Regions from separate parts of the Homo sapiens genome. Here region 1 is linked to region 2. Evidence: chromatin loops called from intact Hi-C (ENCODE). Cell type or tissue: prostate gland. All regions are shown on one strand. Each heading gives the region's core, and the rest is flanking DNA. Links, peaks and the distances in the headings are about the cores only.

Region 1 (11,061 bases), core at 1,583-9,582, 98 kb after region 2:
AATATAATAACATCATGGCAGAGACAATACCACGAGACCGCCAAACTCTGCCTCATTTTCCTCTTGCCACACAAGAAGACTACATTTCCCAGCCTTCTCTGCAGCTGAGACCATGTCCTTGAGTTCTGGCCAACAAGATGTGAACAAAAGTGATGTATGCTCCTTTCCAGACTGGGCCATAAAACCCTGGCATGGTCTTCCAGTTCAAGAGCCAGCAAACGTTTTCTGTAATAATAGTAAGTATTTTTGGCTTTTTGGGCCATGAAGTCTCTGTCCCAACTACTCAACTCTGCCACAGTAGCACAAATGAAGCCATAGACAATATGTAAATGGATGAGCATGGCTATATTCCAATACAACTTTATTTACACCAATAAAGAGATGGTGAACTGGATTTGGCCCACAGGTTGTAATTTGCTGAGCCCTTTACTAGTTACTCTCTCCACGTTTCACGGAAACCCTGGAAGCCAAGTGTTGCAGATGCTGAGAATGCCAAGATAGGGGGCCTGGGTCACTGAAAGTCTATAGGGAGCAGGGTCCCCCTGCCCCCACCCCCACCAGAGTACACCATGACACGAGCTTCCATTGTGTTAGGTTATTAGATACTGTGGATGTTTGTTACAGCAGCAAACCTATCCTGACTCATAGATCAATGATCCAGAAACCAAATGCTCATGTCTGTAGCTGGGAAGAACAAAATATAAGAATTTAGATTGAGACTGCTAGAAGGATCATAGTAATTACAGTAAAAAAAAAGTTCACATATTCAGTATTTTGTGCTTTTTAAATCCTCAGGAGCACAATCTCATTTGTAGCCTCATAACAACCCCACAAGTCAGGCTCAGCAGATGTCATTATCTGCATTCTATATATAAGGAATTGGAGGTTCAGGAAAGGGGATGACTTGCTCAAAGGCATGTTGCTGGTAAACCACAGAGCTGGGTAACCCATCAAAGTCTCCATTCTCCTGGGGCAGTGAACTTCCCACCACTCCATGCGGTTATCTGCTATCCAGGGTATTATTTCCTTAATTTAAATAAGACCTCAGACTGCCAACATTTACTGATTCTTACTGTGTGCCAGCACCTGCTGTAAGCATCTTGCATATGTCATCTCATCTGAACCTTGGAGAGGTTAAGCCACTTGCCCAAGACCACTAAGTTCTTAGGTGGCAAAGCTAGGATTTGAACCCAGGTCACTCTAACTTGAAATTTGGTCCTCTGAGAACTGAAATAAGGATTTTTAGTGGGAGAAACCTCAGCTGCTTTTAGCCTTATCACATTTTAAAGCACTATTTAGATTATTTATTCAAAATATATTTGTAGATATTCCACCTGGTGGATTATCCACCTGTTTCAGGTGCTGTGGTAAGATCAGTGAAGCATACAGGCATTCTATGTCCTTCTCTTGTGGCACTTAGAGAACAGTGAGGTCTTGGTGATAGTCAGCTCAGGGACAGTCGAGGCTCAAGTCACCTGTGCATGGCCTAGAAAGCCTAGAAGAGCCCCACTTGAATTCCATCGAATGCATTCTCCAAAGGAGCAGGGGTTTTCTATTACTAGAGAAGAGGAAAAGATACGTGAATTTGACAAAACAACAATATCATTTATAGATGCTTTACACTGTTGGAGAAGGTGGGAATCAAGAAGGATTCCTGGAGAAGTGACATGAGTAAGTTAAGGAGGCAATGAGTGGGCAAGAGGACAATAATGGTATTGTCAATAAGACCACTCCAAGGAAGAAGGACAGCAGGCTTAAATGCCTGGGGGCTGGGGAAACAGAATTTTGGTGCAACTACAGCATGGATCAGAAGGGATGGGAATGGGAAACAAGTAAAAGTAAGAGATTAAATTGAAGAGACCCAACAATGAATGGCCTTGGCTACCATGTTGAGTTCTTTGGAACTGATCTTGTGGGCAATGAGGAGTCACTGAAGGGAGACAAGGAGCGTGACATGATCAGATCTGTGGTTCAGAAAGATGACATTGAGAAAGCCTGTCTCATTCACAGCTGTGCCTAGAAGAGTGTCTGGCATATAGCAAATGTTCAAGAAATATTGTTGGAATAAATAGCTTAAGCACAGATTGCTATGAGAACAACAGAACAGTCAACTGACTCCTAATTTCTGCTTTATTGTTTTTCTTGACCAAGAAACCAACCTAGAACCAATCTGGAAGTCAGGGTCATCAGAAACTCTGTCTTTCTCCCCCAGGATGAAAAGTAACGCTGAGAGTATGTTGAAAAGCGCTTTTAGATTGCGGATTCAAAGCAGTGCAAGTGACAAGAATATTATCTTTCATTTTCCTCATTCTCTCTGCTTTCAAAGGCCTCTGTCCTGCTTTATACCACATCCATCAGACACCCTCATTTTCATATCTTCGCCTTTGTAATAGCAAGTGGCTGAATGTTGCTAACTGCCTGCCCTCTATGCACAGAGGCACTGGTTCCTGGAAATGAAGGCAGCTTGCTGAACATCGGCAGCCACTGTCCTGGGGATGTTTTCTTTTAGGATCAAGCTTTACCTACAAGCCTGAAAAGAAACATCGTGTATCAGGATGTCTTAGGGTCAATTCCAGACCTTCTGGGCTCAGGCAACCCCCTTGACATATCAAAGTACTGGCATCCAAACTTACGTGTCATTGATGGAGACCATCTGATGTAGTTTTAATAAAGGAAGAGAACTGGCAAAACGCAGTGGCTCACGCCTGTAATCCCAGCACTTGGGGAGGCCGAGGTGGGCGGATCACGAGGTGAAGAGATCGAGACGATACTGGCTAATGTGCTGAAACCCCATCTCTAATAAAAATACAAAAATTAGTTGGGCATGGTGGTGCGTGCCTGTAGTCCCAGCTATGCGGGAGGCTGAGGCAGGAGAATTGCTTGAACCTGCGAGGTGGAAGTTGCAGTGAGCCAAGATTGTGCCACTGCACTCCAGCCTGGCGACAGAGCAAGACTCCGTCTCAAAAAAAAAAAAAAAAAAAAAAAAAAAAAAAAAAAAAAAGAATTTAGGTGACACAGATCTGGGTTCAAAACTCCAGACTCTGCCACATACTAGTTGTGTGGCAACTTAATTCCTGTATGCCACAATTTTCTCTCCCTGAAAAATGGACATATCTATTCTGTTTTGAGATTATTTGGGGTTTTAAATGAGCTAAAGTAGAAAAAAGTAGTAACTGTTTGGTAAAGCATAGCCATTTATTTCTGGAGACATTCAAGCTCATATGTTATTGATGCGTGAGCCACCATATGAGTCAGAGACCCAACTGGGACAAGATGGGAAGCAAGTGGCAATTTTGGGCCTATTTTCTCTCAGTGCTTCTCCCTCACCTGTTTTCTCCTTAATACCCCTTTTCAGATCTGTTTAAAATTTCTAAGTAGTAGATAGTATGTGTGTGTGTGATGGGATATGGCAGCAATTGTGGAATGCTGGTCAAAAGTCTCTTGGAGCTCTGTTGATTGCAAATGATAGAATCCAAGTTCAAACCCTTATTGGCTTAATACCTGGAAATGACAGGTATAGAACTGGTTTCAGCAGCCCACCCATGAGATGAGGGCTCGTTTTTTCCATCTCTAATCGCAGCTTCTCTGTTGATCATATTCTCCCCTCCAACGGGTACTTCTTTTCCATGGCACAGTGGGTCACATGGCAGTGGGACAAGGTCACAGGAAACTCTAAGTTTCTATCATCTCAGCTTACCATCCTTAGAGGAAAGAGGACCCCCTTCCTAGCCACTTCAGACCATGGAAGGGCTCTCATTGGCCTGTCTTGGGTCACATGTCCACTACTTGAACCAATCACTGCAGCCAGGAGATGGCTTACTATACCATGATTGTGCAGGCTTTGGTCATGGGACCCATGTCACACGTGATTGTTGCCACTGTGGGGTTCTGTGATTGGTGGTTCCATTAGAATCACATGGAGCTGGGGAACTACATTCTCCAAAACCCTGTTTTATGTGGGAGGGGCCCTTTTACCAGAAAAAAAAAAAAAAAACAAACAAAAACGGTAGAAGGGAGGCTGGGCAGACAACACTAACGATGTTATCACTGCAAACATTTCCCTTCCTGTTTTCTCCCTGCCTTCTGCAAGAACTAGGGGATCTGTGCTTGTGTTTGTGCTCTGTAAACACTGGCTCTGTCAGGACCTGCTAGAGCTGTGGATAGAGGTTTGAGGAGCATGAGTTTGGGCTCAGACATGTCTGAGATCAAATTCCAACTTTTCTCCTTACTGGCTGCACTGCTTTGAGCAAGGTACATAACCTCTCTGAACTTCAATTTCCTCATGTGTAAAATAGAGATCATAGGTGTCCTAATATGATAGTTGTGAAGATGAAATAAAAAGTGTTTCAAAAAGTGGTAGCTAGTATAATAATAATTACTATTATTATATCATCATAATTATTATTTTTAGGGCTGATGTGACACTCTGAGAAGAGTACCTAAGAGAGGCTTGACTCAGTGTTAAGGTTAGATTAGAGATGATCTAATCTAATTACTTCATTTTACAGATGGAGAAACTGAGGCCCAACAGATAGCTTGACCCGTTTGCATGAGGTTGAACTGAGGAATTGCAAAGATGAGTTTTTGCAGGAGACTGAGCCTGGAGCCAGTTAGCCTCGCTAAGAGCATTCAGAAATTATGAGGCCACAAAAATGCTTTTTGGCTTGAAGCGTCCAAATGGGCCCCACCCATCTCACAGACAGTCAGGCCGCCTTCTCCTTGCTACTGGCCCCTGTGTTTCCAGGCTGGTGAATACAAATCTCTTTTTTTTTTTTTTAAATACTTTGTTCTTGAAAACTTTAGGATGACTGGGTCTTTTTATGTGGGAATTAGAGCTTCAAAAACCTTGGTTTTTGGCGTATTCCTCTCCCCAACACCTATATGTGTAGTTTTCTTTCCCCTCCCCTCCCCTCCCCTCCCTCCCTTCCCTTCCTCCCTCCCTTCCCTTCTTTCTTCCCTTCCCTTCCTTTCTTTGTTGCCTTTATTCCTTCTTTCCATCCCTCCCTTCTTTGTTCCTCTTCTCTTTTAGTATTTAAACATACAATGCCATGTTCTAGGCACTGTGCCAAGGGTGGGGTCAAAAAATCACTCATCTTTACATTTACAGTATTTCTCAAGTTCATCTTCTATGCCTGGCATTGTACCAAGGACCCTGGGCACTAAGGATGCAGCAGGAAATGCAGCAGACTTCATTTCTGCTCTTACAGGGCTTACATTTGAGTGTTTTCTCTTCAAGAACCTGGACGTTTAGTCTAGGTTGTGTCTTCCGTGAGAAAGGCTGGCGTTGGGTAAGGCTGGAGAGGTGAGTAGGACCAGAGCATGGTAAGACGTTTGGAGTTTCTTTTGAGGGCAAGGGACAGTCACTGAAGTATTTTTAGCAGATGCGGGTCACTCTTGGGCTCGTATTTGAAAGGGGACACTGCTACCTGCCCACCTCTGTAGCATCATCTCACATTATTCCTCTCCTCACTCTCTGGGCTCCCATCCCTCTGACCTTCTCTTACTTTCAGCAATGTGCTGTCCTTCTACCACCTCCAGGCCTTTGCAGAAGTCTTTCCTTCCACCTGGAAAACCCTCTTCCCCTCTTTGCCTCGTGAACTCCTCATCCTTCAGTGTTCAGCTCAAATGTTCCTTTCTCTGGGAAGTTTGCCCTGATTTCTACCTCCATCTTTCCCTGCTGAACTAAGCCAAATCCCTGATCTATGCTCTCAAAGTATCTAGTACTTCTACGTTTCCTTGCAATGATCACAACTGAAAACAATTATTTGTGTAATTGTTAAATTTAGTTTTTTTTTTTAAGAAAAAATATTCTTAGGCTATAAGCTCCACGTAGATAGAAGTTGGGTCTGTCTAATTCATTTTTACACTTCCAGCATCCAGGATTTGTCGATTTGCAAATATTTGTCGAATTTAAAAATGATGACCAAGGGAATGAGAAAGTGAATGAGTGAGAGAGTGAATGAGTGAATGAATGAACGAGCAAGTGAATGGATAAGTAAATAATAAATGAATGAGTTATCACCTACGATATTTGGGATGTGACCAGCCTAGGAAGCCTAAATCCTTGGAGCTCCTATGTGTTTTTTTACCTGACATGATAACCCCTCCCCGATCTAGTCTATTATTGTTTTTTTTTTTTTGTTTGTTTGTTTGGTTCAAGACCTTATGAATCGCTTACTGGTCTTGCACTCACATGCCAAGTAGAAAATAGTTTTCATCTCTGTGTCTACTCTGATTGATTGCTCATGGCTGCTTGGAGCTCTAGGATTCAGAGACACTGGGAGGCTGCTTTGGGCTTGGTGGAGAATGCCACTATCTGTTAGCAATGTCTGCCATGGATAACTCAGGGAAAATGTATTGCCTGTTCTTCCTATTTGTTAGCCTTGGACTCCTGGGGCAACTGTCCCCTGATGGTGTGGTTCCTTTGAATCCTAAAACCAATTTCTCTCATTATTAGGAAAATTCAGTGCTCTTTGGGAATCTGTGCTGACCTAAAATGTCAATTCTGCTGCTACTGCTTGGCATGTAGCATCTATGTTTTTTTTTTCCTCTTTCTCATTCTGTTCTTTTCCTTCAACTCTGGTTTCTCACATGGTTCATCACAAGCCCCTTGAGGGACCACTTAGCCCCATCTGGAAAATGAAATTGACAAATTCAATGGATTATTTTTATCTCTTGGGCTGAAACCAGAAAGTAAATCAATTCCCCCAGGGAGAATTTCTCAAAATGCAGTGTGAGATCAGCTGCACTCAAATCACTGGGAGCTACTTATTGGTTAAAAAGTAGCTTTCCTCAACTCACCTTCTCCCCTTACCTCTCAGTTAAACATCAGATGGTGGCATCGTCCATAAAAGGCAGGGTATGAGGTCTGGTGAGGACAAAGTGATTTCTCTGGCATTGTAAAATGAGCTGGGGGTGGAGGAGAAAAGGCTGAAGCTGCTGGTTCTCAGCTCTGACCTGCAGTTCCCAGCTTCCTTCAGCTAAATCCTACTCCACTTATTTTTAGCATGGGGCAATGGAAAAGGCAATGGGCCAGCACCAGGAAATAGATTTCTAGTCTCCACTCAGCTGGTTATTAGCATGTGACTTTGGGGCTTCAATTGTCTCATCTGTAAACTGAGTAAATTAACACCATTACCATCAACCCTTTTGCTAAGAACACCACTATCACCATTATCACCCCAATCATCATATATAATCGTCATCATTCCCATCATCACCATTTTCACCAACATTATCATGCCATCATCACCATCAACATCACCATCATCCTCATCATCAACTCCATTACCATCATCCATATTCTAGGTACCACTTACTAAGCATTTGCTGTGTGCTAGGCACTTTGCTGTTCGCAATATAAGCATCTTCTCACTTAATCCCCACAACAATTCTATGAGGTATGTATGTATGTGTTAATACTATTATTCCAGTCTTACAGATGAGGAAAGTGAGGCTCAGTGAGGTGAAGCCCCACTTTCCCAGGAAGTTATAGAGCTTGAATCAAACCTAGGCTGGTTTTTGTTCTTAACAACTAAATCACGAAGGCTGTCTAAATGTTCACTTAAGGTTCACTCTACATTAAAAAAAATCCTAGTGTCTTTTCAAGTTTTGCCATCTTCTGAATACAACCAGATATTTTCTTAATTAATGTGATATTTTCTTAAAAAACATGTTTCTTGGTAGAACCAGATGCATTAAATGATAAGGCTATTTTATGAAGCCACTGCTAGAGGACCTTCCTGGTTTTGTCCATGGGAACCTGAGGCTCACTATGCCTTGTCCCTGGCCACATACCAAATTAGGGTTAGTCCAGGATGCCAGTTTTCCTCTGCGCAGGCGGAAAATTGGCAATGAGTCCCTTGGTTAATTTTCCCCGTGTTTGTAGAGAAGAATTGGAAAACAGGATTTGGGATCCGTGAATCTGGTTTCAAAATCTGGCTGTTTTTTCTTGGTTGGTAAGTGGTTCAGCTCTCTGGGCCTCGGTTTCCTTACCTGTAAAATGGGGATCATAGTACCTACCTCATTGTGTGATCACAGGATTAAATAAGATAATGTATTCAGAGTGCTTACTTAGCATAATACCTGGCACATAATAAATACTTGCTACATCATGATTATAAGACCATATTATTATTTTTTTGCAATGTAGTTTATAAATATATATTACATACAATATATACAATATATTATTCTATTTTGTATTAACTATCTCTCACTGCTTTTTTCTCTGCACATCATATTCCTCTACTATGCTATTCCACTAGAAGTAAAGGCCTAATATAAAGTGAACTGAACCCAGGATTCCCTTTTTAACTCAGCCTGCAGATTTTCAATGCGGCAAGGTATTGCTGGAGGCATGTGGCGAGGTGCCTCAGGAAGCCCTCAGACTTGTGCCTGTGTGCGGCTGAGAAATTGACTTTTTCCCCCCAGTCAAATTATTAATTAGTTGCCTTATTGACTAATTTCTAAGCACTCAGTCAAATTGAGTAACCAATCTAATTTGGACGGGAGAGCAGAGAAAAGCTTTAGTTCATCCATTTTTCAATTGGGTGCATTTCATTGTCTGGAAAAGAGACTTGAAATAAGGTACCTCAAATCCTTGTTCAAGCATGGAAATTCCGGGGACTGTAATTATCGAACTGTCTTATCTTCATGTCTTCCACTACTTGATAAAATAGGGCAAAAATTCCCTTCCAGTTTAAAGATGGGAAGAGTTTGAAAGGCTAATACCTCTACTAAGGTTAAATATTCAATATTGAAGGCCCACTCTGTGTTAGATACTTTTGTTATTAGTAATCGTTATTAGGCACTGTTACAGAATTCTTACGTATTCAAACCAAACTGGGCATCAGGAATGGAAAGAAGTGGGCTGCCATTTTTTTTAATCTCTGTATTTTTATGTAGCTCTTTGCTTTTAAGGATTCCCAAATCTTTGAAAACAACATCTCTAGCATCTTCGAAGACAGAAGGCAGTGAATATCGGTGCTGTTTAAAGGTAGGGATATTAAGGCCCAGAAAGTCTGAGCTGTTTTCTGAAAAGTGACAAACAGTTCCCCAAGTCTTTGCATTGGCAGGGATCTTAAAACAGCCTTTGAGAGGGAAACAAAGACAAAACATCAGGGTTTGTAGACCTGACTGCAGGGCAGGCACTTTCTCTTTCCTTTTTGGGTAATACCGATGGGCAGTTTAGCTTCGTGGACGAGAACGAAACAGTCCCCTATATTCCCTCATAGGAGTGGGGCCAAGGAGGGTGGCCCAAACCCCAGCCCCTTCTCTGAAAATCCTCTTAGGGGAAAACCAAAACAAACACAGCATAGTTTGGCTTTTCATGTGGGGGGAATTGCCTGGCACCACCCCTCCATCCAAAACATGCTTTTGATTTGGTTTTATTGGCTACTGAAAAGAATCATTTAATAGTCAAGAGCCAGGCAGTGACAAAGGGTTCAGGTAAATTAGTTTCAGTTCTTACGTGGACTGTCCTTCTTCTTTGGAATTTGAGCTTTAGAAAATAAAAGCCTCCCCTACCACTTATTCGCTTTACCCCTCCTTACCCTTAAGCCTTTTAAAAAGGATTTTTCTTCCCCTTTCTAAATCTCTTCAAAAAAGAGTTTCTTTTCTTTCATACAGAGGGGTTGGGGAATTACATTTGTCAAAATATCCTAACATCAGTGCGTGAAGAAAATTCAATGAAATCCAAATTAAGTGCATTAAAAAAAAAGTGTTTTTTTTCTTTTTGGCCTGGACCCTTAAAATATGCAGAAATACACCAAAAGAGAGCTTCAAAGCCCATTTTAATAACTAACTACATACCTGCTGAAAGCATTTACTCACAGCTCCCGCTTTCGCTCCAGTCCCAGATGCTTAAAATGCAGTTAAAGTTTAAGCTTTTAGTATTAACAATCACTCACACAGAAGCGGCATCCATAAAATCTACAAGCCCAGTCTGCCATTACTTCATTGTAATTAACAATCTAGTAGTAAAGTAATGATCTCGAAATCTACAAATGGTATGGCACTAGAGGTTTAAATATTTGACAATGTGTTGGGTCCTATAATTTGATTCTGGAACTGAGACTTTCCTGAAGGGAAGACTCCCTAACAGTTAATGTATTTCTAGGCATAGACCAAAAGAAATCCATTGACAATTCTGGGTCCCCTTCTATCCCAGTTCTCCAGCTTTTCATTCCATCTGTGTTTTCTCTTACTTTCTCTGTATCCCCAGTTTCTCTCAGCTCAAACACCCTGCTATTCTGTGATTCTTCTCTCTCGTCCAATACCCTTCCCATTGAAAAAGAAATTCAGCTTATCCAGAGATAGCATCAGCCATTGGGATTAAAATGCAGTATATACGTTTCAGGTGATGTGCTGGAAAGATCAGCAAAGATATAAAATATCCAAGGGAAAACAAAAGAAAAAAAATGGCAGGCAGTCTAACACCGGCTAATAGTTAAATAACAATTTGATGTTTAGACATAAGAGGCTGAAGTTAGGAAACTTGAGGTTCACCCATACATTCTGGGCTTCGAAATCTGCCATCAGTAAAGGGGCACAATGGTGTGAATTTTTAGCCAAGCATCAGTTGAACCTTGAATTTCCTGGGTTTTTGTTGGACCGTATCACAGTGAAACATTATATTCTTTTCCCCCAAATATATATCTGATTTCCTTTACAAAGAGCAAAAAATATTTTTCCCACCAAGCTACAAGAAAACACATGTTATCTTTCCCAATAGGGCATCATCTATTATTGGTCTTTTGGAAAGCTAAAAAAAATGCTTCAAACAATATTCTAAACCCGTTTATTGTGTTTTGTCAGATGAAAAAAACTGATTTTGATTTATTATTTCATGTAGATATTATATAGACATTTGTGTTCGACATTTCCTGAGAAATATTTCCGTTTCTGAGGTCTTTTAAAAACGCACTTTTAGAAAACTTTATAATTTTTTTCTGTGCATGTATGTGTGGTGGCAGATGAGGAATTCTTTTAAGATCCTTCATGTTTAAGATGTTTAGTAACTAAAAATAATTTACTGGGAAATTATGAACTTTATAAAAG
Region 2 (11,061 bases), core at 2,082-10,081:
CACACGGTGACAACTTGGAGCCCTGACTCCTTTGCTCACCTTCCTAAAACATCTGTAGATCTCACAGTTATTTTTTTTTCCTGAAGTTAATAAGGGCTTGGCTGGATGGCAAAAGCTTCTGGAATTCCTGCAACCCTTTCAACCCCCCTGAAATGTAGTCACAGGTTTGAGAGCGCTTGGGTTCAAATGCTCATTCTGCAGCTGCTGCTTCGTGGAATGCTGAGCAAGTTACATATTATCTCGTGCATCATCTTATTCATCTGTAAAGTTGGGGTTTATGATAATATATAGTATTTAACTCATAAGGTTGTTGGAGTATCCAAGAGGCAGTGAATACAAAGGGCTTAGCCCAGTGCCTGGCATAGTAAGGGCTCAATAAGGAACAGTAGCTTTTAGAATTCTTATTGCTGGTCCAACAATGATAGACTGGATTAAGAAAATGTGGCACATATACACCATGGAATACTATGCAGCCATAAAAAATGATGAGTTCGTGTCCTTTGTAGGGACATGGATGAAGCTGGAAACCATCATTCTCAGCAAACTATTGCAAGGACAAAAAACCAAACACCACATGTTCTCACTCATAGGTGGTGGGAATTGAACAATGAGAACACATGGACACAGGAAGGGGAACATCATACACCGGGGCCTGTTGTGGGGTGGGGGGAGCGGGGAGGGATAGCATTAGGAGATACACCTAATGTTAAATGATGAGTTAATGGGTGCAGCACACCAACATGGCACATATATACGTATGTAACAAACCTGCACATTGTGCACATGTACTCTAAAACTTAAAGTATAATAAAAAAAATTCTTATTGCTGGTATTGTTGTTGGTATTCATTATCCTCTGAACTTGATGAAACTCTGATTTCCTGAGCAGGGCTATCTGAGTCTGTGGACCCCGAGAGCAGAATGTGTGGGTTGCCATCTTGGCTGATCTCGGGCAAGTTTACCTAGGTTCAGCTCAATCTCCCAGTCGGTCTCTGCTTTCATTTCCTTAGCTGATAAACAGGGGTAAACCATGCTTTGCTCCAGTCTTCTCATTTGAGGGCTTTGTTCTTTGCCTCACCCTTTTTATCTGTAAAATGGTAATACCTGTTCATTTCAGGCACTGAAGGATGCCTGTTCATCAGTGAGAAGCTCTGAAAAAATTCATAAGTAATGTGGGGTCAGGAGCAGGTAGGGCTAGAGAAAATGGATCAGCCCTTTACAAATATAAAGTGCTAAATAATAAATGGCTTTTATCCATTTGCTTAAATAACTCCTCTTATTGACATGGCTTAATGAGTCCCTCGATCCCCAAATGATTCAAGATATATGTCCTCAATTTCATCTCTTGAAAAATTTCTTCATGGTTCAAAACAAGCAAAAGTCTTTGGGTCTAATTTTGAGAACTTACCTGACTGCTATTCATTTTAAGAGATCTGGTAATTGTTTTGTGTTTTTAAAAATTTTGAACTAAAGCTCTCATTATTCTGATTTATTTTTGTTAGCTATTAACCTAAGTGTTTCCTGATTTGCATAGAAAGAAAAAGAATGGATTTTCCAGTCTCTTTGACCCCTGAGATCTCAAAGCCCCTGTGAAGATCGATCAGTTGGCATGGCTGGATTCAGACTTCCCAGGCCAAGAGGACTTGAAGAAATGATCAGATGAATCTCAGAAACTCAGAGTTTGAATAATAGTTGTCGGTTATTGCACACTTGCTGTGTGCCAGGCATGGTGCTCACTGCTGCCCATGGATCATTTCACCTAATTTCATCTACCAGCCTGATATCTGCACATGTGAGAACCTGAGACGTAGGGAGTTTGCACGGCTTTAGCTTTCGCAGAAGGAGTAACACAGGGTCATACCAACTTACTCCAGTTACCAATTCTGTGACCTCAGGTAGGTGAATTTCTATCCCCGATCATCCTCTTGTTAAAATGGGACTAGGTAACCTCAAACTTTTGTCATGGTGATTGAACAGCTGAGTGTGGTGTTTAATGCATGATCCGTGCTTAGTCAATTCTTATTTTTATTACGGTCCAAGTTCACTGGTCTTGGGCGTGGTGGCATATTGGGAAGTTGACCCAGACCTGGTTCTGAAGCTTGTGCTTCTAGATCATCGTCCTGATCCTATCCAGCTTCAGTTAGGCTTTTCTGCCTCCGAGCACCCTGTTAAGTTTCATAGCACTTAGTAGAGTGCTAGTTTATAGCATTGTGTTTGTCTATGTGATTCTTCATCTGCCTTGCTAGACTGTTTGCTCTGTGAGTGTAGGAACCATGTCTGCTTTGCCCAATACATATCCACTGACTGGAAAGATTATGCCAAGTTTCTCTCATGTTTCACTGTGGGTGCTTTGAATTGGGAAAATATCCTTTCCCATCAGAGTAATTCAGTGAGACTTATTCATGCCAATTAGACGAGAAGCTTGGAATCTGACTGTTCACCCGTTGGAATTATTTCAGAACATCTCTACAGATACTGCTTTCACTTTCACAAGTTTTAAAAATGTATCCTGGTATCAGGCCAACACATATAAGGTTTATCAGTTTCCCTTCAAGAAATGAATAGTGTTGCGTTGTTATTATTTTTGCCTCAGGTTCTTTTCTTCTGTTTTTCTTTTTTTTTTTTTTTTTGATTACCTTTTCTGATCACTGAAGTTGTGTGCATGTTGGGATTGAAGAGTTGGGCAGACTGTTCATTGCCTGCCTTATATCCATTGCCCTTTCCCCTTTGTAAGAGGATCCAGGTTTTGTTCAGAGCAGCACTGAGCCCAGACCCAGGCTATGGATTATAATCGGTCAAAGTTCTGTTATCTAATTTCCAAGCTTTCCTTGCATCTGAGATGGTATATGACCCAGCTCTGTCCAAAAGGTCTGTTGCAAAATGTTCTGGGAAAAAAAAATTTATTGTCCTGGAAAAAGGGACAGATGCAGCACTTTCCCCTTCCATTTTTTTCCTGTCTTGAATTTGGATGTGATGGCTGGAACTGCAGCAACTGTTTTGTCAAAATATTGGTCAAGATGTGGCTGAGCTGCCGAACCTGAACATGAAGCTGACCACTTCTGGAATTCTTATTATGTAAGAAAGGACTATTAAATTAAAGCATATAGTGAGGCATTCTTATTACTTGGAGCTGAATGTATTACTAATGGGTAAAATGATGTTTCTAAAGATTTCCCTCAAAGGCAAAATAAAATCCCAATATTCATAGTTTTTTTGTTTTTTTTTTACTCACCCCATCCCCTTTACCCCCAAAGAGTTTAAGACCTTCTATTCTATGTCAGGATAAAAATTGCTACACCCATTTAAAAGACGATAATGCAGAGGATTGAGCAGGGATTTGCTATTCAAAATTTCAAAGCAGAGCCAAGAGCCTTGGTGTACACACTGTGGCTTCCATTCAAAGACTACATGCTGTCTCTCATTGGCTTAACACACCATTCATATTCCTTAGAAGGCTGAAAGGGCCATATTGATGCTGCCAGAACCTCAGACAGTGGTTCCAGGGAGTCTAGAGGGTTGAAACCCAGCACTTAAGGCTCGCATGCTGTTTTTCTGGCTTGGAAATTTATGCCACAGCTTTGAAATTCTGGAATTTGTTGAGCAGTGATTTGTGACTGCACGTTAAGAGGTGCTTATGCGGTAATGTTGCCTGCGTCTTTATGAAGGTGGTGGATGCTGCTCTGAGCCTTCCAAACTGCTAATATTCTGGATATTATCTGTGTCCACACAGCCATCAATGCTCAAGCAGGGACATTAGGCTGATAGAGAATATCATTAAGGCCGAGAAGGTAGGAAGGAAGACTTACCAGGAAATGTCAGGATATTTTCTTCCCCAAAGGAAACCACCAAAGTCATCAATTCCAAATGTTGAACGCAGTGAAACTTTCCCTAACAAAGAGGCTGATTTACCTTCAGCCTTTCAAGCGTGACTCCTTTATGCATTTCCCACATCTTTTCACTCTGTCAAAATCCATTTTAACTCGATTTTGTTAGCTAAAAATATCTTGGTCCAAAATGTAACCCCATCATCATAAGACACTTTATTTTCAGATTTGTGATTTCCCTTTGTTTTTTTTTTCAAAGGCTTTATTTGCTTTTTTTTTTTTCCATGAAGATGATTCTTACACTGCTCTTTCCCCAAGCACGTTTGGCCATTCCACTTCTCTTTTGTACTGTTTCCAGACGTTTCCTTTCCTTTATAGTCATGACAAAATATAATAGCTAATTCTTATATAGTCTTTGCCATATGCCAGGTGCTGTTGTAATTGATTTATAGGTATTAACTCGTATAATCCTCACAATACCCTAAGGCACAAATACCATTATTTATCCTTATTTTACAGAATAGGAAACTGAGGCACAGAAAGGTTAAATAGCTGATCCGAGGACACACGGCAAGTGGCCAGGCCAAGATTCTAACCCACCAATCTGGCTGCAGCTGATTATGCTAATACTGATAGTGACGATAACTGGCATTTTCCAGTACTTAATCCATATCAGACTCTGTGGAGTCTTATATACATATTGCCTCCCTTAATCATCCCATAAGCTTATGAGATATTAAGGATTATGGTCACCATTTTTAGGGCTGAGGAACTTGAAGCTGTGTGACTTTGCTGACCCGGTCGCTTGGTTAGTAAGATGCAGGCACTTTCAATGCCCATTGTACCTGGAATGCCCTCTCTCCTCCACCCTCACTTCTTTGCTCAGCTTCCTTCTGATCAGTGTCCTCTTTCTGGGAACGCTTTCATGGAACCCCCTCCCCAGTCTGATTTAGATGCTCCAGCTCTCATATCCTACAATTGTCAATTTTCTTACCTGTCTCACTCATCAGACCATGAACTCCTTATACAATGTATATTCACGGTAAAACAAGTATTAGAAACACCAGAAATGTCTGTTCAATCCCTCTGTTTCTATTTAAAAGATATTTTAAAAATCAAAGTATAATTTGAATACAGCAAAGCTACCCTTGTTAGTGAACAGTTCTGTGATGAAAGCATGCTGTCTGGTAGACAGTCTGGGTTAGTTTCCCGCAGTTGCTGTTCCTTGTGTCTTCCAGCTCCTGATGGCTTCAGGCATTCCCCGGTTTGTGGCCACATCAGGCCAATCTCCACCTTCCTGTTCACGGGACCTCTTTTCCTATGTGTGTCAAATCCCCCTCTCCTTTCTCTGCAAGGACAGTCTCATTGGGTTTAGGACCATCCTCAATCCAAGTATAATCTCATCTTGATCCTTGCCTTAGTTACACTTGCAAAGTCCCTATTTCCGAATCAGGTCATGTTCACAGACATTAGAGGGTAGGACTTGGACATATCTTTGTGGGGAACACATGAACCCACTAGATAGCTTCACAGTCAAGATATAGAATAATTTTATCACCACCTCCCAGTTCCATTCTGTTTCCCTTTCAATGAAAAAAAGTCAAAATGAAGCCATATCTGTCAACGTAGCCATATCAATCAAAATCTACCAATGTAGATATTGGTAAAATATATGTAACATAAAACTTACCATTTTAAGTGTACAATTCAGTGGCATTAAGTACATTTTTGATGTTATGTATCCATCACCACTTACTGTTTTATAACCTGCCTCACCCATGTAATCATGGATTATATGCACTTTTTACATGTCAATAAATTCAGATCAAAGTGCTCCATTATTTAAAATAAATGTATATTTTAGATGTGAGTTTCTTAAAGGACCAGCACTTATTACACTAGAGTCTTACCCTCAGGGCCTAGCCTAATGCCTAGCATGTCGCAGGTGCCCGATAAATGTTTATTGAGTGAATAAATGAAGGAATGACTTTCTGGTGAGATACAATGATGCTGCCTGTGCCCACAGCAGGCCTGGGCTCTTAGAGTTTCCAAGGCTTTTGCCCTTTTTAGGTGTGATTTGCATTATCCAGTCCTCCATTTTTCCAAGATAGGTTGCTGTCTTTGCCTTCTCTGAAAACCTCCAGTGACTTTGAAGCAACTGCCTGGAGGGTCAGAGGTGTGTTTCTCCCAACTTGGGACTCTTCCCCGCTAAGGGTTTTCATTTCAGAGGGGTCTAAGCCAACTCTTTCCAGGTTTTATAAGCTGATAGAACAGGGCTGTCAAATGCTTTTTATGGGAGAAGAAACAGGAAGATGGTTTGTTTTGCAGACAGCAGGTTATTGGGTAATTACATTTTTATAGAGCTGCTGTGGGACAAGTCACGGACCTGCTGTCTCCTTTGATGCTAAAAGGCAGACGGCCCCATAAAGATCAGAACAAGGGAAGGTGAAAGGGGTCAGGGACAGAGCTGCCCCTTGGGGGTCAGCTTCTGCCTGGAAGCATCCCCCTGCCCCCCACCACCAGGTGCCCCTTTGGGAAATGCCCTCCTTCCCTTGCCACATGTTTTGGTTAGAGTCACATTCATGCCAGCCTCTTCTATCTGTTTCTCTGCATACAGAGAAAAGGAGAGACCGAAAAAAGGCATTAACTAATAGGACCACCCTCAAGGAAGCCATTGTCATTCACTTATTCATTCGCTCTTTTACTTCCCCCTTCACTCATGCAGTCACTATGTTACTCATTCACTCATTCATTCAATAACTCACTCATTCACTCACCCGCTCATTTATTCATTTGCTCATTCATTCACTTGCTCATTTATTCATCCCTCATTCATGCATACATTCAAGTGTTTGGACACTTAACTAGGAGACTGAAGTATACTGATATATTTTTCCCAAAGGTCAATTTGTTCATTAATTCAACACATCTTCATTGAGGGACTACCATGTGTCATGCATTGTGGCTATAGTGTTAGGTACAACTGAAGCAGTGGAGAAGAGATGCAATAAACTATTGCATCCATATAAAGTGTGCAGTGCCAGCCATGATAAGCACTGAGCAATACACAATTTGGCGCTGTGGGGGTGGTGGGTATGCGAGAGCCCATATGTAGCAGCTCAGCTGGTTGCTTATGAGTGATCAGAGGCCGGGCGCTGTGGCTCACCCCTGTAATCCCAGCACTTTGGGAGGCCAAGGTGGGCGGATCACGAGGTCAGGAGATCGAGACCATCCTGGCTAACACGGTGAAACCCCGTCTCTACTAAAAAAATACAAAAAAATTAGCTGGGCGTGGTGGCGGGCGCCTGTATTCCCAGCTACTCGGGAGGGTGCGGCAGGAGAATGGTGTGAACCCGGGAGGCGGAGCTTGCAGTGAGCCGAGATTGCCCCACTGCACTCCAGCCTGGGCGACAGAGTGAGACTCCGTCTCAGGAAAAAAAAAAAAGTGATCAGAGAAGGCTTCCCTGGTTCAGCTGAAATCTGAAAGATGGAGAAGAAGTTGCCCAGGCCAAGGGATGCAAGGGATGGTGGAGGTGGTGGAGCATGTGGTAGGGAGAGAACATTCCAGGCAAAGAGAGAAAATCCTGCACAGCGTCTGTGGAAGGAGAAAGTACGAAGCTTTCAAGAAGGGGGAGCAGTGGTGCCCTAGCCAGTCTGGCTTTGGAGGAAGCTCCATCCTAGTTGCTTCACCCAGGGCTGTGATCAGGAAATCCCTTTTCAGATCTTCTTGTGGCTCCGTTTCAAAGATCACTTCCTTTTGCAGAAATAAAACATGTTGCTAGGCTATCGTCTCAGCTCCAGCCCAAAACTCGTGGGCACAAGTTGGGGGGAAGCCAGTGTGGTGGCCTGAAGAAGGTCTCTTCATTCTTCGTTTTTCTTCCTGCCCTGGAAGGTTCTAGAAAGCTGTGCACTGCTATTCCTTTTCTTGGGAGGTTTGGAATGAGGCTAAGGGCTGAGGATTACTGGTCCCATCTGGAGACAAGTGTTTCAAATCAAGATCCCCCCTTTTAAAGATAGCTGCCTTCTTCAGGGAGGCTCTGTTCCCCGACCCACACTCCCTGTGCTGATTTCCTGCTGTGTAGACAAGTACCTTAATAAATGATTATTTATTTTATCGGGCAGCCCCTTCTGTACATGTCCAGTTTCCTGCTGTGACCTCCAGCCAGAATCCCAAGGTGTCTTTCTTAAAGGGGCCAAGGAGATGGAGCCTTTTCTAGTTTTTATTCTTTTTATGGCTGTGAGCTGTGAGTTCTGTACAAGGTAGCTTTTCCCTGGGGAGGTTTCTTCCTTCCCAAAGTCTTCCCCTCATTCTGTTAGATACCAGCCTTCCAAAGACCCCCAAAGCTGCTAGTTGGGACTGAGGGGCCCCCAGCCCTGGCTGCCTGTACCCCTATCCTTGGGCTGCAGATGAAGGCAGCAATGACCCCGGCAAAGGATGAGGGGTCAAACAGAACAGGGGATGAGGAAGTATCGGAGAAGGAGTCAGCCCAAAGCATTTTCACTGGGCTTCTAAGAAATCCATGTGTCCAAGGTGTCTTGGTGGTAAGCAGAGCCCATTTCCCCTAACCAGGGTGGCAGCACCAGGTCAAAGGAACTCCGTGTGGGTCCCTGCTTGGATTATGCTCTGTCCCCACCACCAGGCCTTTGCTTATGCTGTGTTCATTGCCTGTAGTGACCCTGTCTCCTGCCTTTTGGGAGACCTAACATTTATAGAGGGCCAGCAAGGTGCCGGACATTGTTCCAAGTCTTGGGGATGCAGTGATGCACAAAACAGCCTATTCCTGCCCTCATCAAGCTTGCATTTCAGAGCAGGGCCAATGGACAAGAAATGAATATGCAGATAAACACTATGTGTGGTCTGTTGGGCAGCCGTAAGTGCTGATGAGAAAGAAATCCAGCAGGACAAGGAGGGTGATGGGGAAAGTGGTCAGGGAAGGGTGGCTTGAGAGGTGACAGAGGAGCGAGGAAGTGTGTTCCTAAGAGAGGGAACAAAATGTCCTAAGGCCTGGAGGCAGGGCTGAGCTCTGTGTGTCCCCAGGCAGCTAGGAAGCCAGCTGGTGGAGGAGGAGTGAGCCAAAGGCTGAGAACAGGGAGAAAGTTGCTGGACACCCAGGCCATGTGAAGTTCCATGGGCCATTCGCAGTGAGGATTTTGGATTTTATTGCAAAGCAGATGGGAGCCAATGGAAAGGTCTGAACTGAAGAGTGACAGGATCTGACTTAACGTTTTAAAGGAATCACTAGTTGTAGTCATTGATACATATTCATTCATCTCATCTTCAGCATTTTAAGATGCAGTGCTTTCGTTTGTTTCCATTTTATAGATGCCAAAACTCGAGGCGCAGAAAACCTAAGTAACTTGCTCAGGATGCCATACAGCAAGTGAGGGGCAGAGCCAGGATTCTGTCTGAGCCCTCTGGTGGTTGGGCACCATCAGCTCCAGGAAGCCTCTTCTATGTGCTCCAGAATTGGTTGCATGGGGAGCCCCTATGAACTTCACCTTCCTGAGCCTCAGTTTTCTGTAAAATGGATATGATAGCAACCACTCTTGCCTTACTTTATACACAGTGCTGTTGGCAAAACCAAATGAGATGAGCTGCAAAATGAATGACTATATATTATTAATTAAATTGTTATAAAACCCAGCTCCTATTTATCAAGCATCTGTGGGGAGCAAATTCCTGCTTATTGGGTCTTATTTAATTACCAAACCACTCTGTGCTGTAGGTGCTATTGCGATTCCAGAGAGCCTGGCACAGAGACAACAGTCAAGAAACTTGGAGTGAATTAATAGCGATGATCTCATTGGATTCCTTTCTTTTCATTCCACTGGGGCTTCTGGAGTTCCCTTGTTCTAGGTTCCTCGTGTCTAATGAATAAAATAGTAATATTTACTTCCTAAAGAGGTTGTGAGGATATCCTGTAGACCAAGTCCCTTCCTAGGAAGCAATTAATCAATTAGCTTTTTTTTTTTCTTTTTTTGCTTTCAGAAACATTCTATGCAAATAATACATGCAAAGGATTTACATAGCACTAAATATTTTTAATGCAAATGATATACAATACTATCTTGCCCTTTTCACTTAACAATGTGCCTTGGAGATAATTGCATTATAATACATATAGACAACATTGTTCTTTTTTTAACAGCTGCATAGTATTCCATTGTATGGCTGTTTTATAATTTTGTCTTTTGCTATTAACCAGTGCTGCAATGAATATAATTGTATGTATCCTGGCACACATATGAGGATATTGATTGAGTAAATATCCTCAAGGAGAATTGCTGGGTCAAGTTATACATAAATTTAAATTTTTGATAGACATTGCCAAATTGCAAGTTACAGAGATTGTAGAAATTTACACCCTTCACCAAGAGTGAATAAGACTGCTTATTTGTCCAGAAACTTGCTAACATAGTATATTATTAAACTTAAAAAAATTCATACTGCGGGATCTTGATATACATACTGTTTTTTGGTGTGTGTTTTTAGCTTAACATTAAGTTGCAAAAAAATGTTCAGTTTCAAGAAATATTTTTCAACAAAATTTTTAATAGTTATCCACTATTTCGTTGTATAGATGTACCATAGTTTATTTGACTAGCTTTCTGTGGTCAGACGGTATTTTTAAAACTAATATGTTTGATAAATTTGACTGTTAAAACGAAGAATATTGGTTATCAACAGACTCGTGAAAAGGTGGAAGACATTCCAAACTAGAAGAAAATATTCACAACACATGCAGCTAACAAGGGAGAGTATTAATGAGCCATATGTAAAGAATTTCTAGAAATAAATAAGCAAAGCTCAACAACCTAATAGAAACATGGGCAAATGAGAATAACAGACATTTCAAATGTAGAAACATATATGACTACTAATAAATGTATAAGGAGATGTGGAACATCATTAATAATGAGGCAAAGCAAGACCAGAATGAGATATTATTTTGCACTAATTTGTTTGGTAAAAATTTTAAAAAGGCCAGGCGCAGTGGCTCATGCTTGTAATCCCAGCACTTTGGGAGGCCGAGGTGGGCGGACCACGAGGTCAGGAGATTGAGACCATCCTGGCTAATATGGTGAAGTCCCGTCTCTACTAAAAATACAAATTAGCCAGGCATGGTGGCGGGCGCCTGTAATCCCAGCTACTCGGGAGGCTGAGGCAGGGGAATGGCTTGAGCCTGGGAGGCGGAGGTTGCAGTGAGCCGAGATCATGCCACTGCGCTACTGCACTC

Evidence for each region. A loop is a pair of places that touch in the nucleus more often than their neighbours do. Peaks named below come from ENCODE experiments on the same cell type or tissue, not always from the same donor. Only the 100,000 strongest peaks of a DNase experiment are listed, where the experiment ranks them.
Region 1: a loop joins it to region 2, with 3.0 times the contacts of the local background. A loop is called at or near these places in 1 of 110 quality-filtered maps.

Annotation. Positions count from the first base shown.
Region 1 is chr12:115,757,189-115,768,249 of GRCh38, reverse strand. It overlaps LOC105370003 (a long non-coding RNA gene), which reads left to right and starts at 5,185. Exons shown (of 4, transcript XR_945389.3): 1 at 5,185-5,302. In prostate gland, for the core only: no CTCF peak of the experiment used is centred there; DNase peaks (open chromatin) are centred at 4,129, 4,679, 7,819, 9,179 and 2 weaker places; H3K4me3 peaks cover 1,040 bases; H3K27ac peaks cover 6,309 bases.
Region 2 is chr12:115,855,905-115,866,965 of GRCh38, reverse strand. LINC02463 (long intergenic non-protein coding RNA 2463) reads left to right here. Exons shown (of 5, transcript XR_001749337.2): 2 at 1,534-1,894. Among named protein-coding and RNA genes, the nearest start is that of LINC02463, 25 kb to the left of the region's middle. In prostate gland, for the core only: no CTCF peak of the experiment used is centred there; a DNase peak (open chromatin) is centred at 6,162; H3K27ac peaks cover 1,192 bases.